Regions from separate parts of the Homo sapiens genome. Here all the other regions are linked to region 1. Evidence: chromatin loops called from intact Hi-C (ENCODE). Cell type or tissue: gastrocnemius medialis. All regions are shown on one strand.

Region 1 (8,000 bases):
GTAAAAAAGTTGTAGCTTCATACCAAACCATTTCACCTTTAAAAATATTCAATAAAGAGATTCTACTAATGTTAGACTCTCACTTCAAATATAAGGCAGCATCAGTATCTAATTTTAGACCATGGATACAAAAAAATACTAAAGATCTTATATGGTTCAATTTCTTCATATTTTTACTTCTGAAAAAAACTGTAGAGTTTAGGGTCTGAAATAAAAGATACCTCAGCTGTTAACTGGGAAAATTACATCATCTTTCTTTTTCTTTCTCTTTTTTTTGAGACAGGGTCTCATTCAGTCAGACTGGAGTGCAGTGGTGTGATCACAGCTCATGCAGCCTTGACCTTCCAGACTCAAACAATCCTTTCATGTAGCTGGGACCACAGGTGCATGCCACCATGATCAGTTTATTTTTAAATTTTTTGTAGTGAGCCATTGAGCCCAGCATAATCCTTCTAATTTAGTTCCTTATCTGAAAAGCGAGGACATTGTGACAATGATCTCAGAACACTGTTGTGAAAATTAAATTCTCAATATAATGTCTGGTGCCCAAAAAGCATTAAATTGAAGTTGGCTTAAACTATAATCACATAAACACCATGTGGTCTTTTTTTTTTTTTTGAGACACAGTCTAGCCCTATCGCCCAGGCTCAAGTGCGGTGGCGTGACCTCGGCTCACTGTAACCTCCTCCTCCCAGGTTCAAGCGATTCTTATGCCTCAGCCTCCTGAGCAGCTGGGATTATAGGCGTGCGTCACCACATCCAGCTAATTTTTGTATTTTTTGTAGAGACAGGATTCACCATGTTGCCCGGGCTGGTCTCAAACTTCTTCTGACCTCAGGTGATCTGCGTGCCGCGGCCTCCCAAAGTGCTGGGATTACAGGCATGAGCCACCGCGCCCGGCCCACCATGTGGTCTTAATAGCAAGCATGGAGTACCAAACAAAAATTCATTAAATGCTCCTGGAATATCATATCCCACAATGCAAGACAACAACAAAACACCTGGTAAGATAACCAAGGCTAGGCTATTATAAACCTCCTGGTCACTCCCAATGCAAAGAATCATCAAGGACACAGCTGTCTGGTAATATTTCAAACCCATTCCATCTAGGTCAAAATAGACAACAAATTCTCCCTTGGGACAGACTTCTCTGTCCAGGCCACATAGCTGCAGACATGTTCACAGGTTCCATTTACTACACTGAACACTGTGACTTAGTCACTTGTGAATTCATGGCATCATAAATGTCTACTGACAGCACAATAGACATTTATCTCCCTATTTTAAAAAACTGTAGTAAAATATACATAAAACTTACCATTTTAACCATATTTAAGTGTAAAATTCAGTGGCCTTTAGTATATTCATGTTGTTGTTTTTAAGGTTCATCCGTGTTCCAACATGTATCAGAACTTCACTTATTTTTATGGCCGAATAATGTTCCAATGCATGTATATATGACATTTATTTATCCATTCATCCATTAATGGACACTGGAGTTCTTGAGATGTTTCCACCTTCTAGCTAGTGCAAATACTGCTGCTATAAAGACTGGTGTGGAAGTATCTGTTTGAATGTCTGTTTTCAATTCTTTTGGGTATATACCCAGGAGCAGAATTGCTGGGTCATATAGTAATTCCAAGTTTAACTTTTTGAGGAATCACCGAACTGTTTTTTTCCATAGTGCCTGAACCATTTTACATTATCACCAGCAATCCAACATGGTTGCCAGTATACAGCAGTATATGAGGTAACAGAGTATATGGAGCATTTTCCATATACTCTCCAACACTTGTGATGTTCCATTTTAATGATATTAGCCATCCTAATGAGTATGAAGTGATACTTCAGTGTGGTTTGAATTTGCATGTCCCTAATGACTAATGATGTGGAGCATCTTTTCATGTGCTTATTGGCCATTTGTATACCTTATATGGAGATTCCTATTAAAATCTTTTACCCAGTTTTGAATTGGGTTAATTCCTTTTTATACACATTATATGTTTAGAAAACAAATGGGTCAGGTTTCTTAGCAAAAAAAAGTATTGGAAAACAACACTAATTCTTTTTTTTTTTTTTTTAATTTTTGAGATGGAGTCTTGCTGTCACCCAGGCTGGAGTGCAGTGGTGTGATCACGGCTCACTGCAACCTCCACCTCCTGGGTTCAAGTGATAGTCCTGCCTCAACGTCCCAAGTAGCTGGGAATGCAGACATGCACCACCACGCTCAGTTAATTTTTGTATTTTTAGTAGAGATGGCATTTCACCATGTTGGCCAGGCTGTTCTTGAACTTCTGACCTCAGGTGATCTGTCTGCCTCGGCTCCCAAAGTGCTGGGATTACAGCCACCGTGCCTGGCCAACAAGACTAATTCTTATTAATGCAAATTAAACAGCTCATAACCACCCCATTCTATTACAGACATATGTATACAAACACACAAACCAATATTTAGGTATAAACTACTTTGAAAAACAGAGATCAGATTGGGTCTATGTTGCAGAAATTTAAGAAAAGGAATAATCAAATGGCAGGACATGGAGAAACCTCATCACAAAATACACCTGAGGCATAATCCAGACAGCAATTTTTCCTTGTCCAGTGAAACATAAATTAACTTTGAACAGCCAAAAATCTACTTTAAGTCAGGCAGAGTGCCTCATGCTTATAATCTCAGCACTTTGGCAGGCCTAGGCGGAAGCATTGCTTGAAGCCAGGAGTTTAAGATCAGCCTGGTCAACATATTGAGACCCTGCCTCTACAAAAAATTTAAAAATTAGCTGCACAAGGTGGTGTGCACCTGTGGTCCTGGCTGCTTGGGAGGCTGAGGCAGGAGGATTGTTTAAGCCCAAGAGTTTGAGGTTACAGTGAGCTATGATCAGGCCACTGCAATCTAGCCTGGGCAACAGAGTGAGACGTTGTCTCTACAAACACACACACCTACTTTAAATTAAAATATGAAACCACCATATGGTAGAACCCTGACCCCTGACTTTAAAAGCAGCAGAAAGTTTCTAGATTCTCTATGCTGCCTCCCTATAACTACTGCGAGGCCAGACAGATTCTCTAACTTTCTCTAGAATGGGGAGTATGGTAAAGCATTACAGTTTTGGAGGTTTTCTCATATAAGAGAGAATAAACGAATTTGTGATGGTAATAATGAATCATCATACACAGAATGCTTACTATGTGGGAGGCGATATGCTAAGCACTTTACATGTATTACTCTATTCATCTGCTAGAGTAGGTAAATTATTATTGCTACTTTATAGATGATGCCCAAATACAACAAAAGAACCAGACTCCAACTCAGTTCTAACAATACAGTCTACATTCTTAAGCAGTGTGCCACCATATGGAGATGTCAATTCAGCAAAGTATAGGTTACCTAATCACCTGGATGGTGATACTTACCTCCGGAAAACAGGTACAGCTAAGGTTTGAATAACTGAGGTGGCTACAGATCAAAATGCATCAACGTTTGGAAATACTATCATTTGGCACAAACCATGTTTTGGTCAATGATGGACTGCATATACAACAGTGGTCCCATAAGAATATAATATTGTGTTTTTACTAAACCTTTTCTATGGTTAAATATACAAATACCAGTGTGTTACAAGTGCCTATAATACGCAGTGCAGTAATGTGCTGCACAGGTCTGTAGCCTAGAAGCCATAGGCTATCCCATCGAGCCTAGGTGTTAGTAGGCAATGCCATCTTGGTTTCTTGGTTTGTGAAAGTATAAATACACTCTATGATGTTCGGAGAATGAAATCGCCTAATGACACATTTCTCAGAAAGTATTCCCATTGTTAAATGACACATGATTATACCTAACTGGTTGAATTTGTCATAGGAGCCTGGGTGAGCAGAATATTTCTCTTCACACAAATTCCCAAAAGTTTCACAGTCTCTGCATTCTTTTCTGTTTCTGATAAGAAAAACTGGTTGCCCTCCTCTAGTAGCTGGGCTTATTTATTCATGAATTAACCTTCCATCATCCACAGAAAAGGTAAAATGTTATTCTTTCCTCATGCTTGAACATGCTTCAAGTTAGGATTCTGAGTTTTTTAATACTTCATGTAGATCAAGTGTTAGTCTGACCGTTTAGCTCAGGAAATGGCATTCAGCGAGCAACAGCATGTACAGCACAGGACAAAATTATCATCTTCAGCATCAGGTTTAATATGGTTCACTCCTCATCCCACGGAGAATTGATGTTTAGAGAATTTTACATGTCTGTTTGGAGCTACTGGTCACTGCAGTGGGCACACTATAAGATAGGCACTATTCTTGAACATAGGAAACAAACAATAACAAAATACACTACAGAAACAATCCCAAGAAAAGTTTAAACAAGTGAATTATGCAACTGAAATGGAATGTAATACTATTAAGGCTTGACAGCAGTACTTGCTCCTCAGCACTAGATGGCAGTGTTACTAAACAAATGTAGTATCTGCCTGTGGCGGCTGATGATAAATTTAAACTAACTTTAGTCAATCACATGACTTCTGACAATATCCAGATCTCAGTATTTCATAAAATTTTGTCACTATAACCTAAATAATGGAGTCTTCCTCCCACCCCGAGATGGAGTCTTGCTCTGTCGCCCAGGCTGGAGTGTGGTGGCACGATCTTGGCTCACTGCAACCTCCCCCTCCTGGGTTCAAGCAATTCTCCTGCCTCTGCCTCCTGAGTAGCTGGGATTACAGGCGTATGCCATCACGCCCGGCTACTTTTTGTATTTTTAGTAGAGACAGGGTTTCACCATGTTGGCCAGGCTGGTCTCAAACTCCTGACCTCATGATCTGCCTGTCTCGGCCTCCCAAAGTGCAAAGTGCTGGGATTACAGGTGTGAGCCTCCATGCCCGACCAAACGTGAAGTTTTAAAAGTATATGAAAAATGACGGAATAACACATCAGCACTGTCTGTACCACTTGAGTTCTGTATGTCTACAGACGCAGTGCTATTGTTGAAAGGCTTAGCATCTATGGCTTGTCACACTCATTTTTCATCTTTCAATGGACAGTGCTTTATGACTTTTTTTTTTTTTTTGAGATGGAGTTTCACTCTTGTTGGCCAGGCTGGAGTGCAATGGCACAATCTCAGCTTACTGCAACCTCCGCCTCCCGGGTTCAAGCGATTCTCCTGCCTCAGCCTCTCAAGTAGCTGGGATTACAGGCATGTGCCACCACCCCTGGCTAATTTCTTTTCTATTTAGTAGAGATGGGGTTTCACCATGTTGGTCAGGCTGGTCTTGAACTCCTGACCTCAGGTGATCCACTTGCCTTGGCCTCCCAAAGTGCTAGGATTACAGGCGTGAGCCACTGTGCCTGGCTGATTCTTTTTTTTGTTGTTGGATTTTTGAAACAGGGTCTCCCTTGGTCGCCCAGGCTGGAGTGCAGTGGTGCGATCTTGGCTCACTATAACCTCCACCTCCTGGTTTCAAGTGATCCTCCCACTTTAGCCTCCTGAGTAGCTGTGATTACAGGCGTGCACCACCACACCCGGCTAATTTTTGTATTTTTATTAGAGACAGGGTTTCACCATGTTGGCCAGGCTGTTCTCAAACTCCTGGACTCAAGGGATCCGCCTGCCTCCACTTCCCAAAGTCCCGAGATTACAGGTGTGAGTCACCATGCCTGACCTTATAATTCTTAAGTCATTTTTTTCTGGTCCATTTCTTCCTTAGGGTCTCACAACAAATCTGCATTAGGCGGTACAATAATCCTTAACTTCATGATTCACAAAAGGAAGATGAAGTGATTCATGATTTAGAAAGGGGAAGTAGTAAGCCCACTGCACACTCCTGGATGATGATCCTAAATCCAGATACAGTAAAAATGGGGTATGGGAAGGTAGAATACAAAATTTGGTTTAAATTAATTATCTAAATATCTAAAAACATTTTTGGATACATTGTTGATGTGAATGTAAGACTGTACAGACTTCCTAGAAAACAGTTTGGTGGTTTCTTTCTTTTTTTTTTGAGACAGGGTTTTGCTCTTGTTGCCCAGGCTGGAGTGCAATGGCATGACCTCAGCTCACTGCAACCTTTGCCTCCCAGGTTCAAGCGATTCTCGTGCCTCAGCCTCCCGAATAGCTGGGATTCAGGTACCACCACCACCATGCCCGTCCAATTTTTGTATTTTTAGTAGAGACGGGGTTTCACCATGTTGGTCAGGCTAGTCTCGAACTCCTGACCTCAAGTGATCCACCCGCCTTGGCCTCCCAAGGCAGTTTCTTATTAAACTAAAACATGCAATACCAAATGACCTGACATTTGCACTCCTGGGCATTTATCTCAGAGAAATGAAGATTTATGTTCACATAAAAACCTGTACATAAATGTTCATAGGAGCTTTATTTGTAATAACCCAAAACTGAAAACAATCTAGATGTTCTTCAGTAAGTGAGTTGCCAAAAACAGTTAAACAAATTTTAGTACTTGCGTATCATGTAATACTCTCAGTAATAAAAGGAAACAAACTTGATACATGTAACAACTTCAGTGAAATGTTCAGGAATTATGCTGAGTGAAGAAAGACAATCTCAAGAGGTTATATATATGATTCCATTTATATAATATTCTTGAAATGACATTATAGAACTGGAAAATGGATTAATAGTTGCCAGGGCTAAACGATGGCGGGATCGGGGAGGCAGAGGTAGACGCAGAGGCAGAATAGGGTATGACAGGGAAGTCAGTGTGTTTATGAAAGGGCAAAACATCTTGGGGGTGATGAAAATATTTAGCATCTTGACTGTGGTAGTGGATATACAAAAAGCTATACATGAGATAAAATTACACAGAACTGAATATACACACAACAAAGGAAATCTGAACAACATGTGTGGATTGTGTTAATATCCTGGTTGTCATATCGTACTATATTTTGCAAAATGTTATCAATGGGCAAATGGGTAATGGGTACATAGGATCTTTCTGCATTATTTCTTACAACTGCATATAAATCTGTAATTATCTCAAAACAAAAAGTCTACTTAAAAACCTACGGATTTTATTTGATATCTGTTCTTTTATCAGACTATCAGTTATAAAGAGAACTAATTCAACAAATATTTACAGTGCTACATGCTAAGGATACAGCAATGAACAAGGCTCATAAAACTGCCCTTCTTTCCCGTAAGAGACAGCTTAAAAACAAAAAAACAAAACTGTTTTACATGGTGCTTATATTTTGGTGGGCAGGAGACAGACAAAAAACAAAAACAGAAACCATCTTAGCTGGTTAGAAACCTTAGTGAGAAAATAAAGTACAGTAAGAGGATGGAGGTGAGGAAGGGTTGTTTTATTTTATTTATTTACTTATTTATTTTGAGCCAGAGCCTTGCTCTGTCGCCTAGGCTGGAGTGCAGTGGCGCAATCACGGCTCACTGCAACCTCCACCTCCCGGGTTCAAGCAATTTCTCCTACCTCAGCTTCCCGAATAGCTGGGATTACTGGTGTCTATTACCACACCCGGCTAATTTTGTATTTTTAGTAGAAACGGGGTTTCGCCATGTTGGCCAGGCTGGTCTCGAACTCCTGACCTCAGGTGATCTGCCTGCCTTGGCCTCCTGAAGTGCTGGGATTACAGGCATGAGCCACTGCACCTGGGAGTTTTATTTTATTTTTAAATTAAATTAAATTAAATTAAATTTTTGAGACAGGGCCTTGCTCTGCTACCCAGGCTGGAGTGCAGTGGTGTGATCATGGCTCACTGCAATCTCAAACCTCCTGAGCTCAAGCGAGGCTCCTACCTCAGCCTCCCAATTAGCTGGGACCACAGGTGCATGACATCACGTCTGGCTAATTTTAAAATTTGTTTCTAGAGAAGGGGTCTCACTATGCTGCCCAGGCTGGTCTCTAACTCCTGGGCTCAAGTGATCCTCCTGCCTTGGCCTCCCAAAGAGCTGAGATTACAGACGAGAGCCACTGTGCCTGTCCAAGGGGTGTTACTGTTATTATTTTTTTCTTCCTTGAGACAGA
Region 2 (8,000 bases), 380 kb after region 1:
CCCAGCCCAGGTCTATAAATTCAAAATCATACCAATTAATTTGTATTCTTGGTGTTCTAGTAAGTTCCAGATCCTACCAGATCACAGGTATCATTTTAAATCAATCCAATTTTGTATTACTATAGGCCTATTTATCTTTAGAAGTTTAAGGGAACATGGATGAAGCGAAGCATTATAGAAAACTGAAGGCAATTTTCAAACTAGTTTATGTTTTTGAATCTCGCCTCCTACATCCCATTCTGGCTAATTGGATACCAGGGGCCTAGACAAAGACTCAGGCATGGCTACTTTTAGGAAGCTTTGGTTTCCTAAGGCAAAGATTCATGGGATGGAGAATGTGAAGAGGGAAGGTGGTGCTGGTGCCGGTGTACTGTGGACTGACTATACCAGAATTTTACATAGTGGAATCAGGTTTGGTCCATTTAAATTCATACTAGTAATAGCCAGACAATCTCTGATTTCTTCTACTTGAATGGTGGCTCAAGAGGCAAAACACACCAATAGATAGTAGTTGTATTACTTGTGAATATTTTCTAAGTGGAGACATATCCTCTGGGAATAGGCATTCTTATACATTTTTCATGACTGAGATTAGATTTTTCTCTCATTTGGCCAGGCACAGTGGCTCACGCCTATAATCCCAGCACTTTCGGAGGCCGAGGCAGCTGGACCACCCGAGATCAGGAGTTTGAGACCAGCCTGACTAAGGCAGTGAAACCCTGTCTCTACTAAAAATACAAAAATTAGCCAGGCATGGTGGCGCATGCCTGTAATCCCAGCTACTTGGGAGGCTGAGGCAGGAGAATCACTTGAACCAGGGAGGTGGAGATTGCAGTGAGCCAAGACTGCACCATTGCATTCCAGCCTGGGTGACAAGAGCAAAACTCCATCTCAAAAAAAAAAAAAAAAAAAAAAAAAAAAAAAAAAAAAGACTTTTCTCTCATTCAACACTTTACCAGCATCTACTGACAGAAAATGGACAATTGAATTTCCTCCAATATATATACCTCTGATATGTCTGCTTTGTAAAAGAGTAGTGTAATTGCTTACAACATTGAAAAGGTTGTTATTGGGGTCCTGGGGTAGCCAGGATATCGGCATGATTTGTCACCATATTCAGAATAAAACTGTACTGCAATAGTGAGTTAATTCCATATCTTGGCCAACAGAGAATTTTTGGCCAGTGGCTACTAAGGCACACGGAAGTCCAGTCTAAAAGGGACAGGGGAGGACTCTTTGTAGATAGTTCTTATGATTAAAAAATAACTTCCTATGTGTTGTAGTGATGATTAAGCTGACAGAATGCTAAAGACACCCTTAATGATTACTTGTAGCAAAGTACTTCCCCACATTTAGCTGGATTTGTCTTTGGTTTGAAGAGGCTAATACGTGAAAGATTTGTTCACAGTTGGATGTCCCCTTTTCTGAACCATGAAGTAATATTGTGAATGGAGTTGAATGCTGAGGTTAGGGTGCCGGAAAGATTCAGGGTCCTTCGGTACCCTCACATGGCTTGGCTTTGGTAGAACAAGAAACTAAGCTCTGATTTGGCTTTAAATGAGAGTGCTAAATTTCCTTTTTCTAATAAAGAACCTAGCTAAACATTTATATATACTTTTGAACACTGAACTTTCTTGTTGCAGAGTTAACAGCTGTTGGGGGTAGCTGACAGCTGGATCCTGGTGCTGTTGGTACCATGGTACCTGAAGTGCACAGGCTGGTAGCCACACCTGACATTAACAAGTGAGTGGTAACCTCTCTGCCGCTGGCTTACAGCTACTGTTTCCATAGAAATGGCTGTCGGGATCAGTGGAAACGAGGTAAGTGAAAGTTTTCGCTGATCCTTGTTTCCATCAAGCTGACGTCTGTTTCCCTGGCAACAGCAGTGGACAGCAGCCAGGCGCTAGCAACAGATTCAGTAGAGCTCTCACTTGTCAGCTGTGGCTATCATCTGTTCCTGACCAAGTTCTTTTTTTTTTTTTAATAATGTACAGAAAGACCTCTGAGGACCCAGGAGGCACCTCTGGCCACATGTGCCCTCCTGGATGCTCGTTTTGCAGATGGAGAGCTGTGTGCTGAGTTGACTTCTCTGTCCGCAGTTCCCCCTCCACCTGTGCTCTGGGTTGTTGATGTGCAGGTTAGAAGAGGGAGGTTGTTGAGGGTATTAGTGTTGCAGGGGAGGCTGTTGAATCTGTTGATCCCAAATCCTAGGGGAAGAGAATTCATTACAGTGCTTTCATGCACAGACCCAGCTCTTTATAAAGCTGTTGCTACCTTAATAGTTGAAATTAAAGCCATAATTTTCCTGTGGTCCCTATTCAATTGGAGGCATTAACAATTGCCATTACTTTTACAATGAAAAGGATATTTAGGAGTTTAATAATTTGGCTTGTGAGAAACAAATTGATGATTGTCTCTAAGATGCTACTGTCAACATTATGCTTTTTTTCTCTTTTGTGTAATATTCTTTTACAGGATGGTAAAATTGCTTTTACAGAGATCAAATATTGGTATTGCAGGGCAGCTTGGTATACAAAGACCAGTAGATCTATAGTGTAGGGAACTCTTCCTTGTTAAAGTTCAACAGCTCCTTTTCTGGATTTCATTTTAATGTTTCAACAGATGGATGCACCCAAGCCCTAGCCCTAAGTATTCTCCACCCATATGAGACAGCATTGATGGTGCCACAGAGCAAAGGAGAGCCACTGTTCCTGCCCTGGTGTGTGAGATGAGAGGCATGGAATGAGGTGTTGGTTTTAAGCCCTTACTGATACCATTTATTAAAGAGATTTTCTCTGGAAAAAACAAAACAGCTTTGATATTCAGAGCTGTATTTTTGAGACTCAAATGAACATAAAGATCCACGGTCTTATGAGAACTTAGATCGGCTGCTAGAAGAGCATTGGAGAACCATGGAGTTTTGTCTTTGGAGGGCTTTCCGGATGACATTGTTCCACAGCTCTCTGGAAATAGGGCAACTGTGCTTGGCCTGCAGGCAGTTGAATTTGATATAACAGACGAATAAGAAGCAGAAAATCCTGCTGGATCCTTTTTTCTCCCTCTCTCTTAACTTCCTAAGAATGACTTATTCATTTAATGAATTTTTTTTCAGTTCCTACACAGTGGTAGATGTATGCCAAGTGCCCTGCTAGGCACTGGGGTTACAGTGGTGGAATGTAGGCACTGGGTAGGCACCAGGATTACAGTGGTGGGATGTAGGCACCAGGGTTACGGTGGTGGGATGTAGGCACCGTGTAGGCACTGCAGTGACAGTGTGGAATGAAATGGTTTCTTTCTTCGTGAAGCTTATATCTAATGATGGAGGCCAAAATGACAATTACAAACTCGTATAAATGCTTTGAAAGAAAGGTTCATGTGCTGTGAGAGGGTTTAACAGGCACAACTGCTGTCAGTTTATTGGGTAGGAGCATCCTGGAAGTGAAGAATGAGTAGTCCACATATCCAGGCAAGGTGGGACAAGAAGCTAGGGCAAGGGTATTCTAGTCAAGGGAAAACCCACAGAAAGGAGGTACAGTAGGAAGGAGCAGAGGATGCTGGAGGAACTGAATGAAGCTAGGGTGACAGGAACTGGGAGAGCTGGAGATGAAGTCAGATGAAAGGAAAGAGACTGGCCGGCAGAATCCAGGTCACGTAGGACCTTTAGACTATGTCACAGGTTTTGGTCATTAGCTGAAGGGTAAGAGAATGCATGGATGAATTTTAAGCAGGGAGTGATATTCAAATTTACATTTTCTAAAAATTATGCTGTATTCTCATATCCTCAACTTACCTTAAAATGCTTCAAAAAGATAAGATGATTAATAGATGGATAGGGGGATGCAGAGATAGGTGATAAAGAAAATGTAGCAGCTGGGTGCTGTGGCTTGCACCTGTAATCCGAGCAATTCAGAAGGGTGAGGTGGAAGGGTTGCTTGAGGCCGGGAGTTTGAAACCAGCCTGGGCGACATAGCGAGGCTTTGTCTCTGGTAAAAAAAAAAAAAAAAAAAAAAAAAAAAAAACAGAAGTCTTTTTAGCTGGGCAATGTGGTGTGTGCCTATAGTCCCAGCTACTCAGGAGGCTGAGACAGGAGGATCGCTTGAGCCTAGGAGTTTGAGGTTGCAGTGAGCTATGATCATGCTTCTGCACTCCAGCCTGGGGAGCAGAGTGAGACCCTGTCTTAAAAAAAAAAAAGAAGAAGAAGAAAAGGTAGCAGGTGTTAATTATGGAATCTAGGTGAGGTAGGCATATGGGTGTTCATTGTATAATTGTTTCTACTTTTATGGATGTTTGAAATTCTTCCTAATAAAATGTTGGGAAAATCTGCATATGAAAATCACTGTGGCTGCAGTAATATGAATAGATTGGATGGATACACAAATGGATGTAGAGAGACCAACTTAAGGCTCATATAATCTGCTTCCAGCCACAACATACTAGTGCTACCAGACTGGACCTTTCACCATAAACAACTACAAAAGACTGGGCAAAAAATAGGAAGCAACTATTTTCAGAAAATGGAAATAGGATATACAGGATTGCAATCCCTACGAGAAGGGAAACACATGAGGTAAACTCCGCAGTTGTCCTGGCTTTCTGCCTGGAGACAGTTTTAGAATTATGGCAGAGAGGGAGAGCCCAGCAGAGAACGATGGTCTATTTGCTGAGGGGTCAAAGAACAGTGTTCAGGGCTGCTAAGATAGCTGGGATTTTCAGGGCAGAGTATGGGTGAGAAGTATGCAGAGAAGGGGCTCCAGTACTCAGAGTGGAGGTTCTTTGAAATCTGACCATATACTAAGCTGCTTCTGTGCCAGGTGATACTTATTGAAGCCAGGCAGAGAACAGCTAGTAGAATGCTGTAAGTGGTTGGAAATCTCTCCGTGCTGGGAGGTATATGGTTCTGCTCAGCTGTAGTGGAAGGACCTAATTGAATACATTGGGTACTGAGACTTCAGAAACGCCAGGCTTTAGGGTTGGAGCTACTTTAGCCCTTGAGTAAGCCTACTGTAGACCTGACTTAAAAAGCATAGAAACAAGCTTCAAAAGGATCAGGGAAATGGCCAATAAATTAAACACCTGTCAAAAAGACAAAAATCAACACTCGTTAAAGGAAGAGACCAAAACTCAGATGTTCCCAGAATGTTTTTCCTCATGACCCAAAACTATAAGACATGAAAAGAAGCAGGAAAATATTCACGATCAAGGAGGGAAAAGTCGATAGAAACAAAAGATGACAGATGTTGCAATTAATAATCAAAGACTTTGAAGTCACTACTATGAGCCTGTTTAAGGAACTGAAGGAAAAGATGGACATAATAAAAGAATAGGTAAATCTCAGTAGGTAAATAGAAACAGTACAATATCTGAAAAAAGTAGACTGGACATTGCAGAAAAAGTTGATGAGGGCTTAGTGATCTCTAAAACAACAATAAGCAATCTGGTGTATATGAAATTGGAGTCACAGGAGAATAAAGAGATTGAGGAAGAAAAATTTTAAGATAAATAAAGCTGAACATGTTGCAAGTATTGAAAACTAAGTTAACAGATCCAAAAGGCCCAACAAACCTCAAGCAGGGGAAACACAAAGGGAACCACTGCTAAGCACATCAAATTTAGATGGCTGAAAGTAAAAGATCCAGAGAATTTTAACAGAAAGCAAATGGGAAAGGGCACATTACATACTAGGAGAAAATAATAAGAATATGCATTTACTTGTTTGCAGATATAGTGCAAGTTGTAGGGCAATGGGTGACATCTTCAAAGAGGTAAAAGGAAAAACGATTCTGTATGAAGCAAGAATACCCTTCACAAAAGAAGGAAGTAGAAAAACTTTCAGGTAAACAAAATCTAAGAATTGGTCACCAACAAATTTGCACTCTAAGAAATGTTAAAGGAGGTTCTTCAGGCTAGAAGAAAATAATACCAGATAGAAACGTTAAATGTCCGCTTTAAAAACGAGGAGCATGGCCGGGCACGGTGGCTTACACCTCTAATCCCAGCACTTTGGGAGGCTGAGGCAGGCAGATCACCTGAGGTGGGGAGTTTGAGACTAGCCTGACCAACATGGAGAAACCCCGTCTCTACTAAAAATACAAAAAATTAGCTGAGAGTGGTGGCGCATGCCTGTGGTCCCAGCTACTCTGGAGGCTGAGGCAGGAGAATCGCTTGAACCTGGGAGGTGGAGGTCGTGGTGAGCTGAGGTCACGCCACTGCACTCCAGCCTGGGCAACAAGAGTGAAACTCTGTCAAAAAAAAAAAAAAAAAAAAAAAGCATCAAAATGGCAAACAAAGATAAAAGATTTTTTCTCATTTCTAAATTTTCTAAAAGATAATTTAAAGTAAGCACAAGGTATTATGGGAACTGTAACAGGTCAAAGTAAATTATAGGATAACCATACACAGAAGATAGAAGGAAGTTAAATGGAGCTTCACTGTGATAAAGTTACTACATTTTGAAATAATATGAATTCATGGTAGACTGAGAACTTAAGGATGCATATGATAATCTCCAGAGTAATGACTTAAAAGGGGTACTAAAAAGCTAAAAGAAGAGATAAAATGGAATATTAAATAGTACTAAATTATCCAAAATAAGTCAGAAAAGGAAGAAAAAGGAACAAAGAACATATAGTACCAACAACGAGATGGTAGACAAACCCAGTAATATCAATAATTGCATTGGACGAAAATGTACACAACATTTTAGTTAAAAGATAGAAATTGTCAGACTAAATAAAAATTTAAGATGCTATAAAGACATGGATTAAAAATAAAAAATGGATGAACTGTACTAATCCACACAAGTTGGACTTTAGTATAAGGAACATTTCCAGAAATAGGGACATTTCAGAAATAGACATTTTATTCTCATAAAAAGGTCAATTCACTGAGAAGACACAATGATCCTAAATGTGTTGGCACCTAAATACAGCTTGAGAGTACATGAAGCAAAAGTTGTTAAAATTAAGTGGAGAAATTGATAAATCTAGAAACATAGATGAAAATTTGTATCATTCCTTCTCAATAATTACTAGGTTAAAAACAGCAAATATAGATAATATCTAGATTATATTTAGATTGGTTAATAAATTCAGCCAACTTGACCTAATTGATATTTATAAAATACTGTGTTCAATAATTGCGGAATACACATTCTTTTCAGAGCACGTGGAACATTCACCGACATAGACCATATCTTGGCCATGAAAGTCTCATTACCTCTCGATTGAAATTTTACAAAGTATCTTTGTTCTAATGGCAGTAGATTTAAAACAGAAGCCAATAACAGGCTGTTTATAAACCTTCCCAAATGTTTGGAAATTAAATAACCTATAACTCAAAAAATAATAAAAATTAGAAAATACTTTGAAACTGATAAAATCCAACTGGGAAATTGTATGATCCGTTGAATGCAGTGCTTGGAGGGACATTTATAGCTATATCAGTAAGGAAGAAAGGTTTAAACTCAGTAGTTCTACATTTCCATCTACTAATCTAGAAAAAGAAGACCAAATAAGTCCAAGGTAAGTAGAAAAAAGAATAACAGAAGTAAATAAAATAGAAAACACAAATTATAAAGTTATTTAGAAAGCGTAATAAAAATTGATAAATCTCTAACAAAACTAATCAAAAAAGGAAAAAGAGCAAATTACCAGTTTTATAAATGAAAGAGGAGATACCACAGATATTACAGACATTAAAATAATAAGAGAATAAACTTGGTAACTTAGGAGAAACAGGCAAATTCCTTGAAATACACAGCCTACCAAGAAATAAATTGGGAGAGTCCTATATTTGCCTTTTTAAATGGAATTCAGAATCGCAAACAGAATCGCAAACAGAATCTTCTCTCAATCTTCTCTCAAAGAAAATTAGAAGCCTAGATGAGGTCAAAAGTGAATTATGTCAGCCGATTTAGAAAAAAATTATACCATCCCTAGAAATTCTTTCAGGTAGTAAAGTTGGAGGGAGCATTTCCCAACTCATGAGGCCAAAATCTCAAT
Region 3 (8,000 bases), 190 kb before region 1:
ACCAGCTGCTGCAAAGACATGTCTAGAGACATGTGTTGTCTGCAATCCAGAAAACCAATTTAGGGCCATCACTTGGACTGGATCCATTCCTTCAAACTTATTAAAACTGCTCTTAAAACCTTGGAAGGAAAAAAATGCATATGAGCAACCGTCCTTTCCAAAACTCACTCCACCGATTTTCCTGTTCTTACAACAATGTGAACTATCATCATACACATTTCACAATAGTTACGTTGTTGCTTTTCTTACCCCATTCACAAATACATGCTGAATAGCCCTCCTGTACCAGGCCACAGGGAGGCAGTAGTGAACGGCACAGTCTCTGCTCCCCAGGAGCTAAGTGCTCAGGCCCTTCACTCAGCTCTTCTGAGGCTTCTGACCCTCCCTTCCCCGAGAAGGCCTCGGAACGGTTTCATTTTTGTAATAGCAAAGTTATAAGGTTAGGCTGGAAACGTGTGTACTCTCAAAGATCAGAGAGCCCTCAGACACTGCCTGGTCCTATCCCTTATTCACAGATGGGGAAAGCGAGGCATAGGGGGAGTTGCTTTCTTTTGGAGACATAATAAACAAAAAATACAGATGGGGGGGAAATAAAATAACAAGATAATAACAGTTGTATTAGAATGCTAGTATTATTTTTTCTATTTTCTTATTTTTTTCTAACGGGACTATATTTTATAATTAAAAGAAAATTTTTGAAAAGATTAAAAATACATTCAGTAATAGGTATATGGATATGAAATATATATGAAGAGAGAAACTACTACCTTCAGCAACTTACAGCTGTCTTAAATCTCACTTTTTAAATTAAAGCTGGGTATAAGTAAACCAACACATATACATACAAAAACTAAATGTGCTTCCAGCCCCTTGCTGGCCCTCCACATTGAGAGCTCTGTCGTAGGTAAACTGAAAGGACCAAAGTCTGACCAAACTCTCATACAAGTGCATTTTGTTGTTTAAGAAAATAAATCCAGGATTAGGGAATTGACATAATTTTTAAAAAGAAGAAGAAGAAAATAAAATGATATAAATAAATGATATAAAATGATAAAAAGGCTGGGTGTGGTGGCTCGCGCCTGTAATCCCAGCACTCTGAGGCAGGCGGATCACAAGGTCAGGAGATCGAGACCATCCTGGCTAACACGGTGAAACTCCGTCTCTACTAAAAATACAAAAAAATTAGCTGGGTGTGGTGGTGGGCACCTATAGTCCCAGCTACTCAGGAGGCTGAGGCAGGAGAATTGCATGAATCTGGGAGGTGGAGCTTGCAGTGAGCCAAGATAGCACCACTGTACTCCAGCTTGGGCGACGGAGCAAGACTCCATCTCAAAAAAAAAAAAATGATAAAAATACTTTTATGTAACTGATATAATACTTTCATAATAAATTCATAAAAATCATATAACATGGGGTTTTGGAGTTAGACCTGGATCCCAGTTAAGCTGTTCCTTGTTACTATAAAACCCTAAAGAAATTCTGCAACCTCACTGACCCTTAGTTTCCTCATCCATGATGAAGGGGAACAATATGTTTCTTATAAGGCTGTGGAGAGATTTAAATTAGACCACTAAGTAAAGCATCAAACTAAACAGACGTTGGTTTCTCTCTCCGTATTAAGCCCCCTCCTCCCATTTCTGAAATTCTTCTGCCCCAGAGGCTCTGGACAGGTGGTCTGGACCCAGGTAATTGGCAGTCCTATGAAATCCCCTTCTACTATGGTCTCCCGACGATTCAGAGTGACCGTCTACTTACCTTCTGTCAAAATCTGTTTCAAGAAAGACTGTTTGAAAAAACTCCAAGTCAGTTTAGCCTCTTTCCAGTTTATAAACGCCTAGAAGAGAAAACAAAACAAAACAAAAACATCACAGGCGTTGCAAGTCTAAGAATGCAATGCTACATGAGAGGCAAATGCAATCTGGTCTCTAAATCCCAACTTGGATAGTCTCCACTGAATCCTCATCCAATGCTAAGCACACAGAAGGCATCTCACAAACACTGGAGAAGAATTTACATTACTAAACACAAAGCCAAAGTCTGTAAGGGCCTGCCCAAGACTCATATACTGAGACCCCTAAAGAATTGCTGCTGTCCCTTGGGGGCCCACACAGTACACTGACCACAGCTAACACGTACAGCTCACAGTTTGTTCTTTCCTTAAAAACTGTCTAAAGCATGCCAGGCTGCAGAAGAAATTCTGCTCCATATACTGCACATTGTAATGCTATGTTCAGCCATCCAGGGCCCTTTTACACAAAGTATAGGAGCTGCCCTTCTGCATTACAAAAGAAATTTAGCCTTCGCAGGTCAGGTAAACCACTCAGAATGGGTATGACAGAGGAACGGAGAAAATAAAATTTCTGATATGACTCTTCTAAAACTCCAGGCCAGGCGAGGTTGCTCACGCCTATAATCACAACACTTTGGGAAGCTGAGGTGGGTGGATCACTTGAGGCCAGGAGTTTGAGACCAGCTTGGCCAACATGGCAAAAACCCCATCTCTACTAAAAATACAAAAATTAGCTGGGCGTGGTGCTACGTGTCTGTAATCTCAACTACTTGGGAGGCTGTGGCACAAGAATCGTTTGAACCTGGAAGGCAGAGGTTGCAGTGAGCCAAGATGGCACCACTGAACTTCAGCCTGGATGACAGAGCGAAAATCTGGCTCAAAAATAAATAAATAAATAAAACTCCCAGCGGCACCAAATGGCCCATTTCCTAAGGACAAGGAAACACTTAGGTAGGGTAGAGGTCAACCTATTAAGAGACAGGTGGCCTCAAAGCCAGGGAGCTGAGCACAAAATGGAAGAGCAAGGCAGCCAGGGAGCTCGGTATCCTCTGACTCCTGTTTTTCTACCTCCCACAGTTCTCTCTGGGGCCCCCTCCTCTATCTTGTAGGCACCCTGGGATCCCAGAATATTTAGACTAGGTGTTTGGTTTTTTGTTTTGTTTTGTTTTAGAAACAGGGTCTCACTCTATCACCCAGGTTGGAATGCAGTGGCATGATCATAGCTCACTATAACCTCAAACTCCTGGGCTCAAGCCATCTTCCCCCCTCAGCCTCCAGAATAGCCGGGACTACAGGTGTGTGCCACCATGCCTGGCTCATTTTTAAAATTTTTGTAGAGATGAGGGTCTTGCTGCATTGCCCAGGCTGGTCTCAAACTCCTGGCTCAAGCAATCCTCCCACCTCGGCTCCCAAAGTACTGGGATTCCAGGCATGAGCCACCATGCCTGGTTGATGTTAGGTTCTTAATCCTAGGGTACTTGCATTTTGAAAAGTAGTGATTATCCAAAGTGATTACTTCTCAATGGTAGGATTTCAGAGGGCTTTTTGGGAGGGGAGGGCTGAATTACAAAGGCCAAGCCCACTCTACCTCTCCAAAAGGTCAGCCACAGCTCTGGAAGTGGGCCCAAGGGCAGGCCTGGAACCTGTCTCAGTCATGTGGGCCCCTGTTCTGGGCAGAAAGCCCATCCGTGAAGAGCAATGCTATCCAGTAGAAATGTAATGTTAAATTTTCTAGCAGCCACAGTGCACAGGAAAAAGAAACAAGTGAAATTAATTTTAATATATTTTATTTAACCAAAATATTATCATTTCAACAAGTAATCCCTGTAAAAAATATTTTTTTTCATATTAAGACTTTGAAATCCAATATGTATTTTGCATTTATGACTCATCTGAATTCAGACTAGCCATATTCCAGAATGCTCTATAGCCACATGTGGCTGGTGGCTAACATTTGGGACAGGGCAAGCCTAGAGCACCTCTGAAAGCAAGGATCACTTCTAGCCCCCATTCTCTTTACTCCTTGGTTTCTGAGCCTTTTTTCCAGACACAGGGAGTGCAAGTGTGAATCCTCCCAAACAGTGCAGCCCTCAGGGAATCAGAGAACCTAGAGCAGATGCCAGGTTATCTCTTTAGCCCAGGAGTAAATCTTCCCTGATGAGAAGGAAATTGGGCCACAAGATGTTTAAAACAGGCCATCTCCTTTCCCCGGAACAAAGAGCACCAGACAACTTCCTACCACTAGGGGGCACTGGGGACCACGTCATCTTCAGACTTGGATTCTGACCACAGCCGGCTTCAGCACCTTCTCTCTCTCACACTGCTCCTCACCCCTTGCCATGCTGTGGTGGTCCTCCCAGGGGTCAGCAAAGCAGGACCTGTCCCCTTTTAAAAGGAAACGAAGGCTGCTGCTTGTCATGAGGCTCTCGTGATGCCTGTTTGCCTGCAGGTTGTGAATGGATTTGGGAAGATGATTGAGCTCTTTAAAGACAAAGTTCTTTGGGAGAATGAGATCATGATGGTGTACCTAATCTGAGAGCTCATACTTGATTTTCCTAATGCCTTTGGTTTAAATGGGCCTGTGGTTCAGAAGGAATGGTGACACCACTTACTAAAAGTGCTCATTAAGGACACAGAGGCAGGAAATCCAATCTGAGATGCGGCTTCTGCAGGCAGGGGCTGAGTGGTGGGAGAGAGGAAGCATATGGTGGACTGTTACCATTCTATTCAGAATGGAGGTTCAGAATGGAGGTGTCACTTGGGGCGGTCAAAAGAGGCCTATTTCACAATAGCTGGGTTGGTACTGATGAGCTGATCTAAATAGCCAGGAATTTCCCTGGAATACCCTGACCAACAAGCCATTCCACTGCCCTCACTGTACTAACGGAGAAATGGCGGCTAAGGTGGTAAAAGGTGATGGATGGTAACTCCAGGGAAGGTCTGGAATCAGAACTCAGAGGCTCATCACACTTTCACCTGAGTCACTCGTCCACTTCCCAAACTCTTCTGACTCAGGATGATATGATCAGCCACATCCTTACCACAATGACAAGAGTCACTGGTGAGTGTGGGGCTACCATCCTGTCCACTGCCCTCTGTCACCTCCTCCACCCTACAGAGCACTCCTTCCTCTCCCTCTTGCTCCACCTATCCCAGTCACTCTGGGGCTATTGATGCTGCCCCAGCTTTATCCATCCTCCCACTTTCATCCATCCTCCCCCTGTCCTTACTCCTCACCTGGACAATTGCCACAGGCTCCCAATGAGCTTTTTTTGCTTCTTACTCTTTCTCTAGCCTATCCTTCTCATTGCAGGTTCAGGCTTTGGAGTCAAGCTTGGAGATTGGGGCTCGACCTGCAGTTCCTTGAATTATTAGTGTAAATGTCGCCGTGAACAAGATACTTAATTTTGCTAAGCCTTGGCTTTCTCATCTGCAAAATGGGATAAGAAGTCCTGTCTCATGGAGCCAGTATGAGGACTGAATGAAAAAAAATAAGACACTATAACTCTGTAAGAGACGGCAAGCTCCTCAATACAGACAGTTTGATCATGGTGCTGTTCAAAAACCTTTCATTAGGCTCCACTGCCCCTGAATTAAACCCAAGCTCCATAGCACTGAGGCCACTGCCACCTGACCCTAGCCTGGCAGCCAGGTTTACTTCCCTTCATAACTTCCCGCCACCTTTTCCTTTCTCTCCCTTCCCCCATTTTCCAGCCAACCTAAGTACCCCAGTCATCTCTACATTCCCAATTCCAACACAATGATGGGCAGGTAACAAGCACTGAGCAAATTTTCTTTCCTTCTGTGGTCACGAATGCCCATCTCTACCACACATATACATTTAACCTCTGCCCACCCATGTGTCAAAGTCCAGCACAAAAGAAGCTTCCTCCGTGAAGCCTTCCTTGATGTTCCTAGATGGAATTCAGCAGTCCTTCCTCTGTGCTTCTATTTTGATAACGCTAGACACACACTGTCCTATAGCATAGTTGAGTACAGATCCTATCTCTCCATCACCATGCAAGTTCTGAGGGTAGGGGCCTCACTCAGGGCACCTGGTACAGTGCCTAACATATAATAATGTTTAATACATGCTTGCTGAGTCAAATTCCTCAGCTTTACTTAAATATTAGCATATCTCTCATATTAAATCCCTCAGAAATGTCAATGAATATAAACGGAAGCCATTATTTGAAGTATCATTAATTTATTATAAGGTTAAATAAGCATCTTTAAAGAAGATGGAATTCTACAAGAACAGGAAGGGAAATCTTACAATTAAGTCAAATTGATAGTAAATATAATTATTTGACCAGCTTCCATTAAGGAAGTCCCCAGTGCAGAAAGCTGCTCTGGGGAGTCAAGTCAGGCATGCTGCTCATGGTAAAGTCATACACTGCGTTCATGCATTCAGAATCATCTCATTTCTTTTTTTTTTTTTTTTTTTTGAGACAGGGTTTCACTCTGTCGCCCAGGCTAAAGTGCAGTAGCATGAACACAGCTTACTGTAGCCTCAGTCTCCAGGGCTCAAGTGATCCTCCTGCCTCAGCCTCCAGAGTAGCTGGGATCACAGGCATGTGCCACCATGCCCAGCTAAATTTTACATGTTTTGTAAAGACGGGTTCTTACCATGTTTCCCAGGCTGGTCTCAAACTCCTGGGCTCAAGCAATCCTCCCACTTCGGTCTCCCAAAGTGCTGGGATTACAGGCTTGAGCCACCACACCCAGCCTCTTTTTTTCTTTCTCTTTTTTTTTTGAGACAGAGTCTTGCTCTGTTGCCCAGGCTAGAGTGTAGTGGTGCGATCTCAGCTCACTGCAACCTCCACCTCCTGGGTTCAAGCAGTTCTCCTGCCTCAGCCTCCCAAGTAGCTGGGATTACAGGCGCATGCCACCATGCCCAGCTAACTGTTTTGTATTTTTAGTAGAGACGGGGTTTCACCATGTGGGCCAGGCTGGTTTCCAACTCCTGACCTCAAGTGATCTGCCCGCTCAGCCTCCCAAAGTGCTGGGATTACAGGTGTGAGCCACCATGCCCGGGCTTCTTTTTAAAATAATAAACCTGAATTATGAATTGTTCCACCTGGAACTTCCTAATCTTTATGTAAACAATAACTACTATGGGCAATAAGCCAATTTCTTTTGGAAGGCTACATAACATAGGGGTAAGCCACAGTCTAAAGCTAGTCCCCAGCAAAAGGTGGAGAGAAGTGGGTCCAAAACCAGCTATGTGATTTTGGATTAGTCACTTAACTCCTCTGAACCTCAGTTTTCTTGTCTGTAAAATGGAGCTAACAGTATTTATCTCATACATTACTAAGAGAATTAAACACAAAATCCATGTAAAGTGCTTGGTGTAGTGCATGGCACAAAACATGCAGTCAATGGCAGTTATTGTAAATGGCTCTTTGTCAAGGTTCAAATACTTTCATGGAACTCCTGAAGTCTTCAGAGGGGCCTCACAGGTCACGTAGGCCAACAATCTCACTTTAAAAATGAAGACCCTGAGGTCTGGGGAGAGTCCCACAGGCTTCAGATCTATATCAGGTGCCTCTCAAGCCCACAGGAACCTCCCTGAGGCCCAGGAATCACCTCTCCTACATGTCTGTATCCCTGATGGCACCAAGCATGGCGCCATGTTCTTACTGTATGTCAGCGGGAACAGTATCACTATGTGTGACAGGTACACACAGCCTTCTCATGATCAGGGCTTGGGTCCTCGCAGTCTGGGCATGGGTACTTTCAGAGCATATTGCCAGATTAAACCACTGAGCTCCCACACCAATAACATCAGAGCTGCCTAGCTAGGGTGCCCCTGTAGAGCCAGCTCTGCTCTCAGGGTGTCAGTGTGACGGTGGTGATATCGGTTGTCACTTAAGGATACCCACTTGTGCCAGGCCACAATGTTAAGACCTTACATGCCCCAACTCATCAGGTCTTCAAAACAGCCTTAGGAGTGAGGTACTATTATTATCCCCATTTGACAGATAAAGAAACTAAGCTTAGAGTTCTGAGCCCATCACAGGTTTTATTTATTTAGTTATTTATTTGAGACAGGGTCTCACTCTGTTGCCCAGGCTGGAGTGCAGTGGCACAATCATGGCTCACTGCAGCCTTGACCTGTGCTCAAGCGACCCTCCCACCTCAGCCTCCTGAGTAGCTGGGACTACAGGTGCACACCACTATACCCAGCTAATTAAAAAAATTTTTTTTT

What was found. Peaks named below come from ENCODE experiments on the same cell type or tissue, not always from the same donor. Only the 100,000 strongest peaks of a DNase experiment are listed, where the experiment ranks them.
Region 2: a loop joins it to region 1, with 3 times the contacts of the local background. A loop is called at or near these places in 2 of 110 quality-filtered maps.
Region 3: a loop joins it to region 1, with 4 times the contacts of the local background. A loop is called at or near these places in 7 of 110 quality-filtered maps.

The regions. Positions count from the first base shown.
Region 1 is chr3:53,295,293-53,303,292 of GRCh38, forward strand. All of the region lies in intron 6 of DCP1A (decapping mRNA 1A), which reads right to left. It overlaps LOC107986087 (a long non-coding RNA gene), which reads left to right. Exons shown (of 4, transcript XR_001740702.3): 4 at 284-583. Among named protein-coding and RNA genes, the nearest start is that of SNORD38C, 34 kb to the right of the region's middle. RefSeq lists an enhancer at 6,373-6,542. In gastrocnemius medialis, a CTCF peak has its summit at 4,429 (motif pointing right); no DNase peak of the experiment used is centred here; H3K27ac peaks cover 2,591 bases.
Region 2 is chr3:53,678,378-53,686,377 of GRCh38, forward strand. The region is part of intron 8 of CACNA1D (calcium voltage-gated channel subunit alpha1 D); the gene reads left to right. Among named protein-coding and RNA genes, the nearest start is that of CHDH, 160 kb to the right of the region's middle. In gastrocnemius medialis, no CTCF peak of the experiment used is centred here; a DNase peak (open chromatin) is centred at 4,594; H3K27ac peaks cover 857 bases.
Region 3 is chr3:53,110,075-53,118,074 of GRCh38, forward strand. RFT1 (RFT1 glycolipid translocator homolog) reads right to left here. Exons shown (of 13, transcript NM_052859.4): 7 at 1,756-1,834. Among named protein-coding and RNA genes, the nearest start is that of RFT1, 16 kb to the right of the region's middle. RefSeq lists an enhancer at 4,260-5,459. In gastrocnemius medialis, a CTCF peak has its summit at 4,027 (motif pointing right); DNase peaks (open chromatin) are centred at 317, 3,437 and 4,047; H3K27ac peaks cover 1,871 bases.